Regions from separate parts of the Homo sapiens genome. Here region 1 is linked to region 2. A link is a contact called in ENCODE Hi-C data. All regions are on one chromosome and are shown on one strand. Each heading gives the region's core, a stretch centred on a gene start or an enhancer-like site at or near the end of the contact. The rest is flanking DNA. Distances are from core to core; before and after follow the strand shown.

Region 1 (6,024 bases), core at 2,621-5,120, 110 kb after region 2:
AAGGCCTATCTAGTGTGGCCACTTGCTGTCTGTCCTCCTTTCCCATTCACCAGCTCTCCCTGCTCCAGCCACACTGGCCTCCTTACTGTTCCTCATACACGCCAGTCATGCTCCCAACTAACTGTTAACTCTCACTGTCCCTTTGCCTGGAATGCTCGCCCACATAGTCAGAGCCAATTCCTACTTTCTTCCATTTGTAGCTCGGCATCAATCTCTCAAGGAGGCTTCCTCTGACTCTCCAATGCTGCAGTCTGCTCACTCCTCACACACCTGACTCCCCTAATTCCCCCATCTGTTTTATGTTTATTTTTTCATAACATTTATTCACCGAAGGCACTTCCTAAGGGTAGGCATTTCTATTTGTGATATTCATTAACCTTTCCCAAGCACCTAGAAAAGTGTTTGGGATATAGAAAGTGTTCTGTAAATATCTGTTAAATGGATGAGTGATGGGAAAGTTAAGCCTCTCTACATATATTTTCAAGCAATATTCACTAAGTTTGATGCTTTTGCTTCAGAGCAAATCAGTTGGGTTTATTTCCTTCTTTCTTACTTTTTTTTCTTAGTATTTTTCCAACTCCAACCACATTACTTGTTTCACAACGACAGGTTAAACGGTTGCAACTTGTCTGAGAGTCATGAGGAAATCAGGCAAGAGGAAACAGTGTCGGCAAGAGAAGAGCGCAGGAAGCACTTCCTTCTTTTCTTGGGGGCAGGGAATAGGCGTCTGATGGTAATGCACACCATCACCATGGCCTCCAATTACAGCTCCTTACTTCATTGAACCCATGCCCTTCTCCTCTTGGTTGAAGAGAACTTTGCAAATGGCAATGTTTAGTTAGCCACATTGAAGGACGAGTACATATTCTCTTACAGTTTTGCTAAATCTGAGAGTTGGGTAAGTGTCCTCTGCTGGTACAAGTGGGCAAGTTTCCCAGAGGAAGTTCTCCATTTCACATACCTTAGCTTACAGGGTAATAAAACAGTCAGAAGAGCTGTATAGGCAAACCCCATCATTTTACAAATGAAAAACCTGAGGCCTCGATAGGAGGGACTCGTCCTTCTACTGGGTTATGATGTCCCTCTCCCCTCACTGAATCAAGATTCTCTTCTCCAGTCTTCTAAGTCTAATCTGGCAGGAGAGGAGGGGAGAAAGAAGATAAATGTGCTCAAAGGAAAGTCTGTAAGTCTTACAGACACATGAGAGAAACCCCCTGAGACAGCACAGAATTCTGGACTCTCTGCTTAGGTTCTAATCCTAACTCTGTTTCCTACTTGCTGGATGACCTTCTGCAAGTTATTAAATACTTAACCTAAGTTTGTTTTCTTATCTTTTAAATGGCGATATTTAATACTAAAATATAGGGTTGTTGTGAATATTACAAAAATAAAACATGAAGTACTCAGTAATAAGATTCTGTAAGTACAATTATTCTTGAGTGAGAACTTTGTATACCCATTGCTAAAGTCCAAGCAAGTCAAACCTAGAAAAGAAATGTGCTATTTTTAACTTTTCTCATTAACCTTGGCTTTCTAGTACCTGCTTCATTTATCTTTGGGTCTCTTGATGATGTGCTTTCATGGTCCTGTTTTTCTGGCTGGTTGTGTTATTTCTTACCTACCTCCCCCACCCACCCTTCCCATTTTGCTTTTATATCCAGCTTTGTAGGAGATGGTGCCAGTTGTGTTTTCCAGGTCCACCTCCCACTCTTGGGGGAAAGGAAGTGCATAAAAAGTTCATCCAGCAAGTTTGGAGCAGACAGCTTTTCCTTTGTTTCAAAACTCCAATAGCATCTGTGAGTGGTGATTTCCTCCTTCCTGGTTTAGGGACCACATGGAGTGATTTAATATAGACAAGTAAGGTGATGCAGTCAAAAAACATTCTAAATGAGTTTTGAGATAAATGCTAGATGAGAGAATAAGCCACCTAAAAATGAAAAGGGCTCAAATCTGGAAATCAGACAATTTGGGGGCACCAGGTTATACTGAAAGAGATAAAGAAGTTTTATGTCCTTATTTTGCCATAAATTTGAGGAATGCTGAGAGATTGGCCAGTATCTCAAAACTCATACACAATCTGAATTATTTTTTAATTTTGTTTTCTTTTTATGTGAAATAATTATGTAGCTTTTCTTGAATATATCTATTTTGGGGAAATGAAGAGAATTATGGAAGAACTAAAATGTAACCCTTCTCTTCAGCCTCCTTTTGCCATTGACACTGCTTTTCAGTAGATTTGTGAAGGAGGCTACCTCAGTTGAAAGTAGTACTCAGTTTTGATCTTTTTCTAGATGGATTTGGGTCTTACTCTTATAGGTCACAAGAATATGAAAGGTCACTCAAATCTTGCCTTTATATACCATGAGTGTTCTCTTCCTCCTCATTCTGCTCCTTATCCATCTCCACTTTCTCTTTTGAAAACTTCAAAAAACGTTTTCTGAATTCTGTCCAGGACATATCCAGAAAGAGCAGGCACCATTCAGAAAATGCCACTTCTCTTTCAATTGATTTGACTTAAAGGTAGTACACATAGGATTAGCTCATTATTGTCAAATGTAATACCTCCAACTTACCCTTTACTGATTTTAGCCCTTAGGGGTTTATAAGGGAGTTCAGTAAACTCCCTGAAACTTCATGCCAGCATTCATCCTTGAGGCTGAGCAGAAGGTATAAAACTTTCATTATATTTTCAAAGACTTAAATGGTTAAAGTAAGAAAGGTTAAGAACCACTGAGATAATACTTAAAATGGAAGCTAAACTGTTTTAGTCTTAGCACAGTCAACGTTAATTAGACAAAACCTATAGAACACCATTTATATTCACTCTCTGGCCTCCAGAAACAGTGTGTGGTCCCTTGGAGTCTCCACAGTTCTGTGAAATGCAGTTGATGGGAAAGAGCAAGCAGCAGAGCCTCTCCCCCAGTGGTGGACTTCAGTTGCCAGGACTTCCCGCATGCTGCTCACCATCCTTTATGCCACTGTATCCTAACCTGTTATTTCTTACCCTTGCCTTCAAGGAGCCTAGAAGATATCGGATGGTTAATTCACCAGTGGAATGAAACTGCTGTTTGGCTGCACAGTTTACTGCTTTATCTATCCACCACTGCTAAATTAGAGCACTAACTAAAACTGTATTTTCCATGCTAAGTTCTTCTCTGTTCATGGAAATAAAATAATTGTCCCCAAGGGAGAACAAAAACAAAGATAAGCATTTTCGTTTTCTTTCGTTGACATTGTTCTTGTTTGGATAGGTTGCAAGAACTGGGAAATTTCTGCTTTCATTCAAGAAATGTTTGTAGAACATTGTTACATGCAGGCACTAATCTGGAAGCTGGAACACAGTCTAAATAAAGCAGTTGTAGTCTCTGATTTTGTGGAATTTCCAGTCAAGTGGGTGAGACAAATATCAATAAATGGTTACACAAATGGGTGGAGAGCTCATCATTTCAATGGAATCCATCAATGTGGAATGTCTATGTGGGTTAAACTTTGTCTTAAATACTTCAGTCACCCCAAGGCCAAAGTGAGGAGAAAGATGCAGTTAAGATGAAGCTCATATTGTGAAACAAAAACTTTAAAAATAAAAGTTTTAGGAGAGTTGTGAGAAACAAAATATAGAAATTATAGCATAGTAACTGCTTTTTTTCCCTAAGTCACTTTCTTCAAGTTGCTAAGAGTTTTATCTCAACTGAGCTTTTAAAAATTTTACATCTATTTATAAAAATAATAGATCAAAATAATAAAGAAACTTTTGAGAAAATAAGAAAAACATCACTACATATCACTACAGAATCATAACCACCTTTGAATCAGCATGAAAACTTTTCTTTTTTTCCCTTAGTCATTTGACTTATTGCTTGGTGTGAGTCTTGTTTACCACAAGACACAATTAAATGCACGCATCAGTTCAGTCATTTCTAACATAGCAACTTCCCTTTTTGCCAAGTGATCTCATTTCCTATTTTTTTGGAAAGAAATACTAGTAACATGTAACGTGATCACTGCCATGTCAAAGATACATTTTTTTTGTAAACATTGGAGTAAATAATGCCTAAGTGTTTTAGAATAAATCTAATAAAGAAATTAGGTCTACACATAATTTTGTTTTACTTTTTTTTTTTTTTCTTGCGACAGGCTCTCTGTCACCCAGGCTGGAGTACAGTGGCATGATAACAGCTCCCTGCAGCCTCGACCTCCCTGGCTCAAGTGATCTTCCCACCTCAGCCTCCTGAGTAGCTGGGACTACAGGCATGCACCACCACGCCCGGCTAATATTTGTATATTTTTGTAGAGACAGAGTTTCATCATGTTGCCCAGGCTAGTCTTGAACTCCTGGGCTCAAGTGCTCCACCTGAATTGGCCTTCCAAATTACAGGCATAGCCACCACAGTGAGCCCTTTTTTTTTTTTAATAAATTTAACAAAGAAAAGAAATAGCTACAAGTAAATATTTACTTTTTTTTTTCATATTGAAGATTGGCTGATCTTAGCCTTTCTAAGTCCTTAATAAATGCCTGTTTACACAACTGGTGTCTTCCCCTAAACCTAAACTTCAAACTTCAAACTCCAAACTCCACCGATTTGGATAGTATTAGAAATGGCATTCATATTAATGGTTATAGTACATTTTTTTACATGTGAATGCAAATGGAATTGTTAGGCATTAAAAAAGAAAGCTTATATAGTGGAAGAAAATAAAGCATCTAGACATAAGCTTTAAGAGATCTATTGTGTTAATACAGCTTTACTTTTTGAGTGGTAAGCTTTTAAAAAGAAATGTGGTGCTCTAACTCCAGGAAAAGATAAGGGTGACTGAAGTGATAGTCTAGAGGAAAAAGATGCAGACATTTACTGAGTACCTCCAATGTGCCAGGTGCCATTCTGGGCATTTTCATTATGTTTCCTCATTTAATTCTCATGGTGATCCTTTGGAACTGTGTTATTCTCATTTTTACAGATGAGGTAACTGAGAGACAGTCAGATTAAAGAACTGCCTATGATTGTTTGGCTAATAATAAGTGGAGGGGTGAGGCTTGAAGGCAGGTTTGTCTTATTCCAACACCCATACATACCCTTAAATTTAAGTTATTCTGACTTGTGTTGCTCAAATCCAATGTGTTCAGCTGTTTGCTTCTCCAATTACCAAGATTTTTCTTTAAAAGGTAGGACACTTTTGGCAACACGAACCAACTTTGCTCAGTATTGTTATAAACTGTTAACTGGAGACATTTGAATTTGGAGATGGAACTGAAATGGTCTTGCGGTACTAGAGAAGATCAAGTTATCACATAAACAAAGTACAGAGCTGAGAACATATTTTAAATCTTTCCACTAACTCTGACTTTTATTGACTAAAATTTTAGTGGGCAGTATGTTTATGTTTATGACTCTTAACATTAACAACATCGTAAGTCAAACTCACTAATATATGTTAAGCATTCTGTTTATGATTCTTTTAACCTAGAGGATTGTTGAGCTGGGACTAATTTCCTCAAATGGGAAAAAAACCCAGGTGAGAGCTGAGACTGCTCCTGAGACTGAGAAAGGCAGCTCTGACGGGATCTCAGATTTTAGCAGCAGGAGTTGAACAATGGGCATAGAATCAGCTTGCCCAAGATCTCCTGATTAATAAACCATGGAACAAGATTTAAACCCAAGTTCATTTCATTTCAAAGCTCATACCACATTTTGCCCACCATATTTTGCTTTGTTATATGACTACAACTTAGTTCAGGCTTACAAAAAAGTCCTAATTCTAAAATTCCTATGGCGTGGGTGGGAGGGGATTTAGATGATTTTGCATAGGCAAGAAACACCCAGTTTCATGGAGTTTGATGGAAGAGTTATGTACTAATATGGGAAAAGTAGAGGCCATCTTTGTCTTTGTTCTTTCTTTTTTAGACGGGAGTCTCGCTCTTTCACCCAGGCTGGAGTGCAGTGGCGCTATCTCGGCTCACTGCAAGCTCCGCCTCCTGGGTTCACGCCATTCTCCTGCCTCAGCCTCCTGAGTAGCTGGGACTACAGG
Region 2 (6,010 bases), core at 729-3,228:
AATATAAAGGCAAATAACTTTGTTTAAGGATGTATAACAATATGGAAATTCAGCATAAAAGCATATTTCCTCTTTGAAAAATCTTTAATGAATATTGGAACCCTAACTTATTCTAATTCAATTTGATTCCTTTATAAGTTTTTAGCTAAACTGTACTAAACACAATCAGACCCCAGAGGGAAATAACATAGTAAACTTCAGTTAGGTTGGGTTTAGAATTCTATCCACAATTCTCCAGTCAATATCTAATTGTAAGCACACTGAAGAATTTCAACTCTGCAATTTGAAAAAAGAATCCATTAAAACACCAATGATATTAAGTTAGAGTATACTGCAAACTCTTTGACTGCTTTATTTAATAAAATAACAAGATAAAAATGAAGTCAATGGAAATTACTAGTCATAGACACTAAGTTGGTCCCCTCAAGAAAATTAGCAACATTAATAACTAACAACATTGACAAAAGTGCCCTTTAAGTGAAACTTCATAAAATAAAGCCACTTTCCTGTAATTTAAGCTTAAGAGGTAGAGACTGACAAAATACAAGTATTATTCCTTCATGTCTCTTGTCCATCAACACAAATTAAAAACAGCACTTCAATACAAACAATTCAATATGTGCTGAAATATAAAGACATGGATTATATGGTCTAAATTGATGAAAGTTATTCAAAAGCAGTCTCCTTTATAAAACCCAAATGGCATGAATTCCACAATATGAGATTGTGTGTAACTCTCTTACTCTAAAATTCTATTTTCTTTTTAGGAATAACAGATTAATGTAAATGTGAATTTTTCAAAAGAAAACTGATTGAGTAGCAAATATGTCTGAATTTGCCACCACATACTCTATCTGAAAAATGGAAAGAAGCCAGGTCATTTCGTTGCTACCCAGAGAGATGATCCTAGCACACCTGTCACCTGCTTGCCTGTCCTGGATCCAGTCTCCGGGAACCAGTTCAATTCCAGCATCCTAATACACACTGTCTGGTCTCCCTAGTTCAGCTTGCCCTCCCTGATAACGGCCCCTTTGGCAGAGCAGCTTATTCTTAATGCTAACAGTAGGTATCACTTACAGAACACTTGCTGACTGTTCAGTTCCCATCAAAGAAAGCCTTATGTGGCAGATCCTTTGATGATGCTTGTTTTACAGACAAACGTTTGGGGCTTAGGTTAAGAAACTTGAGAGGGGGCAAACTAATAAGTGGCAAAGCCGAGCTTTGAACCTACCACTCTTCTGCTTCAGAATTCATATCCTTAACTCATGCACTCCCATTTAATTATTTATGTTTATTATTTCATTGTTTGGTGAGCGCTTATATTGAAAATTCATTTTTTTTTTGGTGGGGGGCATGCTTTCTGTCACTTTGCAGAAACAAATAAAAGTTGAGCTGAACCCTCAATTAAGTTCTTTCCAGTGCGATGATTCAACACAATATTCTAACCATAAGGATACTCAGAGGAAGGAGTATGCCATCCAGAAGTCTAGTATCTTTGTAAGGCACGATTTTTGCCAGGCACAATTACAGGTGAAGGGCTCATTGAACTAAAGGGAGGAGGGGTCCTATGGTCACATTTACCTCCAAGCCCTTCTCTGCACCCTTTCCCTCCCTTCTTTCCCCTCTCTCCCTCCCACCCTACAAGCTTACCTTGGTTAGGAAAGCATATTCTGAGAAAATCAAAAGGAAAAGGCATGTGTGCGATTCAGGCTGCTATGACACACACACACTTAACTTTGTTGCCTATGGATTCTGCTTTCTAATAACTTGCCCTCAACATGACCCCAGGGAGTGGATTAGAAAGTTTTTTTCCCCATCCCCATTTTTTACCTGTTATTCACACTGTGAGCAGGAGGACCCTTTTCACCATCGTTGTTCGGCTGAACTTGCTTCGCGGTTTGTTCTCGGCTGGGTCAGGAACTCTGGTAGAGGGAAACCAGTGCCCTGTCTCTGCCGGGCTGGGACTCCGCGAGTCACTCACCTGTAGGGGAGGTCCGAGGCCCGCGCGGGCGCAGGGGCGGCGCCTGTCTCCTCCCAGAGCATGGCTCAGCTGGGCGCTTGCAGTGCCCCCGACGCGATCAGCGATCCTGGAGCCCCAGGAGCTGTTAATTATTTCTCCTTTTCGCCACAGCAGGGAAGTGTCAAGAAACCTGAGCCACTCCCTGTGCCTCAGTGCATGTTGGGAGTGTTTACTTTCTTAGGAACAGCTGATAGGTACACTCCTTTGCTCTCTGCCACACTTCTTGAGAAATGAATGGACATTCTAGTTAACGCTTTAACCACGGGATTTGACTGATGTTAATCTCTATTCTCTAGTCCACCCAGACTGTAGGTAATTGGCCTGTGAGAAATGACACCAACCAAGACTGAACGCCATTATTCACGTCTTTCTTTTTAAGATTTTTCTTTTCCAATTTGAGATTTGTTAACTTTCTTTTCCTTGTTATTTTGCTAACACATTTCCCTGCTAGCACTTTTTTTCACCCAGAGCAGCGTTTCGCGCTTCAGGGTGCACCAGGACCACCTATGTATTCTGCTAAACCCAGGTACCATCAACTGTGAGACTCTGATTTAGTAGGCCATGCATACACTTCGGGTATTTATATTTTTTATAAGCTCCACAGAAGAAACTGGTAGACATCAAAGTTTGAAAATGAACATAATGAAACAAAACAGAGGAGATAAATAATAATTTAGTCATTATCTACTGAATTGGATTTGGGGGCTTTGTTTTATCCAATATCTCCAATTTCAAAAGGACACCAAAAAGGCTTAGAAACTGTTAAATGACAGATGCTGTGGAAATATGAAGTACATTTACACACACACACACACACACACACACACAGATTTTTAAGGATCATTGTTATTTTACTGGTTTCCTATGTAAAGCAACTATTCATAATTTTTAAACATAATAGGTTATTTTACAAGTGTAAACCTGAGAGCCCTCAAAAGAAATTCAATCTGATTCCTGCAAAAAGTTCAGCAGGCAGAGTTAATTTCTAGTATCTTTCGTGTTCAAACGCCAGACAAACAGAATGACTCTAGATGTTCAGGTTGCATGTTTGTCATAGCACTTTAAGTAAGATCCTATATGTTCAAAAGGTGAGGCAGGCCAGGTGCAGTGACTCACGCCTGTAATCTCAGCACTTTGGGAGACCAAGGCTGGTGGATCACTTGAGCCCAGGAGTTCAAGACCAGCCTGGACAACATGGCAAAACCCTGTCTCTGCAAAAAAAAAAAAAAAAATTAGCCCGGCATTGTGGGGCATGCCTATAGTCCCAGCTACTCGGGAGGCTGAGGTGGGAGGATCACTTGAGCCTGGGAAGTCGAGGCTGCAGAGAGCCAAGATTGCACCACTGCACTCCAGCCTGATTCAAAAAAAAAAAAGAAAAAATATTAGGCAGTTTATCTATTTAATCTGTGGTGTGCGGAGACCAGGAACTATCAGATTTATCATTATTTGAGCAAATGGTTTTATTGGATCACAATCAAAGATTTTACAATCTTATGTAAGGACAGATGTGACTTAGTATTACTTGCAGATATTAATTCGATCATCATGTTGGCTCCATAACTCTCTGGTATGTGGCTGCTGGTATGGACTGACCTTTGAATGATGACTAGCAGGACCTAGAGTAGTTACAGCTCTCGGTTCCAGGATATCTTGCTCAAATCCATGCTCCACCTCCATTGTCTGTGCTTGAAGTGGGTCATTTGCTTATTGTCAGCATCAGGGCAACATTCTTTTGCATCTTTTACCTGCAAGCATTGGATTTGGGGGCTTTGTTTTTTGCCAATATCTCCAATTTCAAAAGGACTCCAAAAAGGCTTAGAAACTGTTAAATGGCAGATGCTGTGGAAACTTTTACTCTGATGACTGCTTTCCAACTGGTTTTCTAAAGAAAAGTAAAGTTAGAGGCTTAGTGACTTCGTTTTTTAGTGTTTTATCTGTTTGTAAATATGTAATTTTTATTTGATAATATAAAAAGTATATAATTGCACATATGCAATGTGGAAAATCTGAAAAACACAGAAATGTAGAGGACAAAAAGCACCTATAATTCCATCTCTCAAGTATAATCATCATAAACAATTTGTTGAATGTCTTTATTGACTTATTTTCCCTGTGGCTGTTTATCAAAATGCTATTACATTTGGTTTGTTGGTTTATAGCCTGCTTTCATCACATCAAACGTAGTATGAACAATTTACTATAAATCAGTCACTTTTTTTCCTGCAATGTAATTTTAACTAGCTGCTCTGTATTGCACCAAATGAAAATACCGTTACTTATTTAATTATTATGATAAAGTTATACTGTTATAAACAACACTGCAGTGAATGATTACATATGATTCCACACAAGCATGACTACACCTTTTAGATACATTTCAAAAATTGAAGTTACCAGATGTAAGGCAATGTGCATTTTGAAGAATTTCCCTGCTTAAAAAATCTTTGTCAGTTTTATACTCCCAGGGCAGCTAACATGGGTTATTATACTTCTTTTAAACATTTATTAATTTGAAACATAAAAAAATCCATATCTTATTTTAAATATATATATTATCGTACTTGTAAGTTTGGGCTCTTTAGACTTTGCACTTTTGCTTTATTGTTTATTGGACTCTTTGCTCATCTTTTTTCTTATTGATTTATAAATTCTCTTTATATATTAAACATATCAACTCTTCATCATATATGCTGTGACTATATTTTCAAGGTGACTTGTTTACCTTGCAGTCTTGTCTATGGTATTTTTGACATATAAAAGTTTAAAAATGTAAATGGTCGAATCTATTATTTTTCTTTATCAGTTACATCAGTTTTATAAAAGCTTTCCCATCCTTAAAGAATGTAAAAATGCACATATATTGCTTCTTCTAGTTTTTCTAAGATTTAGATATTATTTATTTATTAAATTGAACATTTTAGCCCATCTAGACTTTATTATGTTAATACACCATGAAATTTAGATCTAACTTAATTTTTCTAAGTTATTAGTTTGTTAACTGAGTCATGTTTATTAAATAACTATAGATTATAAAATTTATGAAGGCAAGGACCTTCATAAATTCATAATGTCTTATCCTCTATTTTAACCACTAAGCTTAGCACAGTGACTGGCAGGCCCATGGTTGCTCAGATCAAATGTTTAACTAGCACTCTTGATTTCTTTCTTTCCCTCTTTCCACGCCCAGTAAATGAGCAAGTCCTGATGTTGTATCTCCATGGCTACCACCTTACATCAGGCCAGCATCATCTCTTGCTTGGATACCACAAATGACCTCCGAACTGGGCTTTATGCCTCCCCTCTTATCCTACTACAGTCCATTCTCCACCTGTGGCTAGCGTAATCTTTTATAAGCAATATCCAGACAACAATACCACTTCTGATTTTCTTGGTTTAAAGGCTTTCTAGTGGTTGCACCGCACATCTGGAATAAAATCTAAATCTGAACTGCTTACCATGCCCTACAATGCCCCACATGACTGGCTCATCCCTGCTTCTTCGACCTTTTTGATTTTCTGCTTCCTTGGTACTAACTCTAAACTTGCTACCCTGGTTAATTTTTATTTCTGGAACAGACTAAACTTCTTCCTGTCTCACTGCGTTTGTATTTATTATTGATTCACTCAAGAAAGCTTTGCTCTGGTCATGGGTAGTTTCTTTTCATTACTATGTTTTTTTCCTCAAATATTACCTCCTTAGAAAAGCTTCCTATGACGACTGTATTCGAAGAAGACTTCTGATCTTTCTCTATTATAGCACCTTGTTTTATTGTATTTGTGGCAATTATCATTAGCTAATTATGTTTTATTGTTTGGGGTTACCTCTTTATTTTATGTCTCCTGTCATTAAAATATAAACGCTAAGAGATCAGGAACCTTGACTTGTAGGTTCACTCCTCTATGCTTAGTGTCTAGAACAATGTGTGGTCCCCTGAGGGTCAAGAAACACTGGGTCAAGAAAAAATAGTAACAATAAATAAGCGTTGAGTAA

Evidence for each region. Hi-C counts contacts between places; a loop is a spot of excess contacts on that map. Pooled maps may share reads with other maps.
Region 1: a pooled map shows a loop between it and region 2 (2.1-fold over the local background). The contact joins the enhancer-like site here to the promoter of RASSF6 in region 2. A Hi-C loop is called at or near these places in 1 of 50 pooled maps.

The regions. Positions count from the first base shown.
Region 1 is chr4:73,731,486-73,737,509 of GRCh38, forward strand. No RefSeq gene overlaps it. Among named protein-coding and RNA genes, the nearest start is that of CXCL8, 6.1 kb to the right of the region's middle. Within about 2 kb of position 3,871, at least 2 of the 41 ENCODE cell types and tissues checked have a DNase peak (open chromatin) inside an H3K27ac peak, as active enhancers do.
Region 2 is chr4:73,618,458-73,624,467 of GRCh38, forward strand. RASSF6 (Ras association domain family member 6) reads right to left here and starts at 1,979. Exons shown (of 11, transcript NM_177532.5): 1 at 1,831-1,979. RefSeq lists enhancers at 1,453-2,002, 2,003-2,551.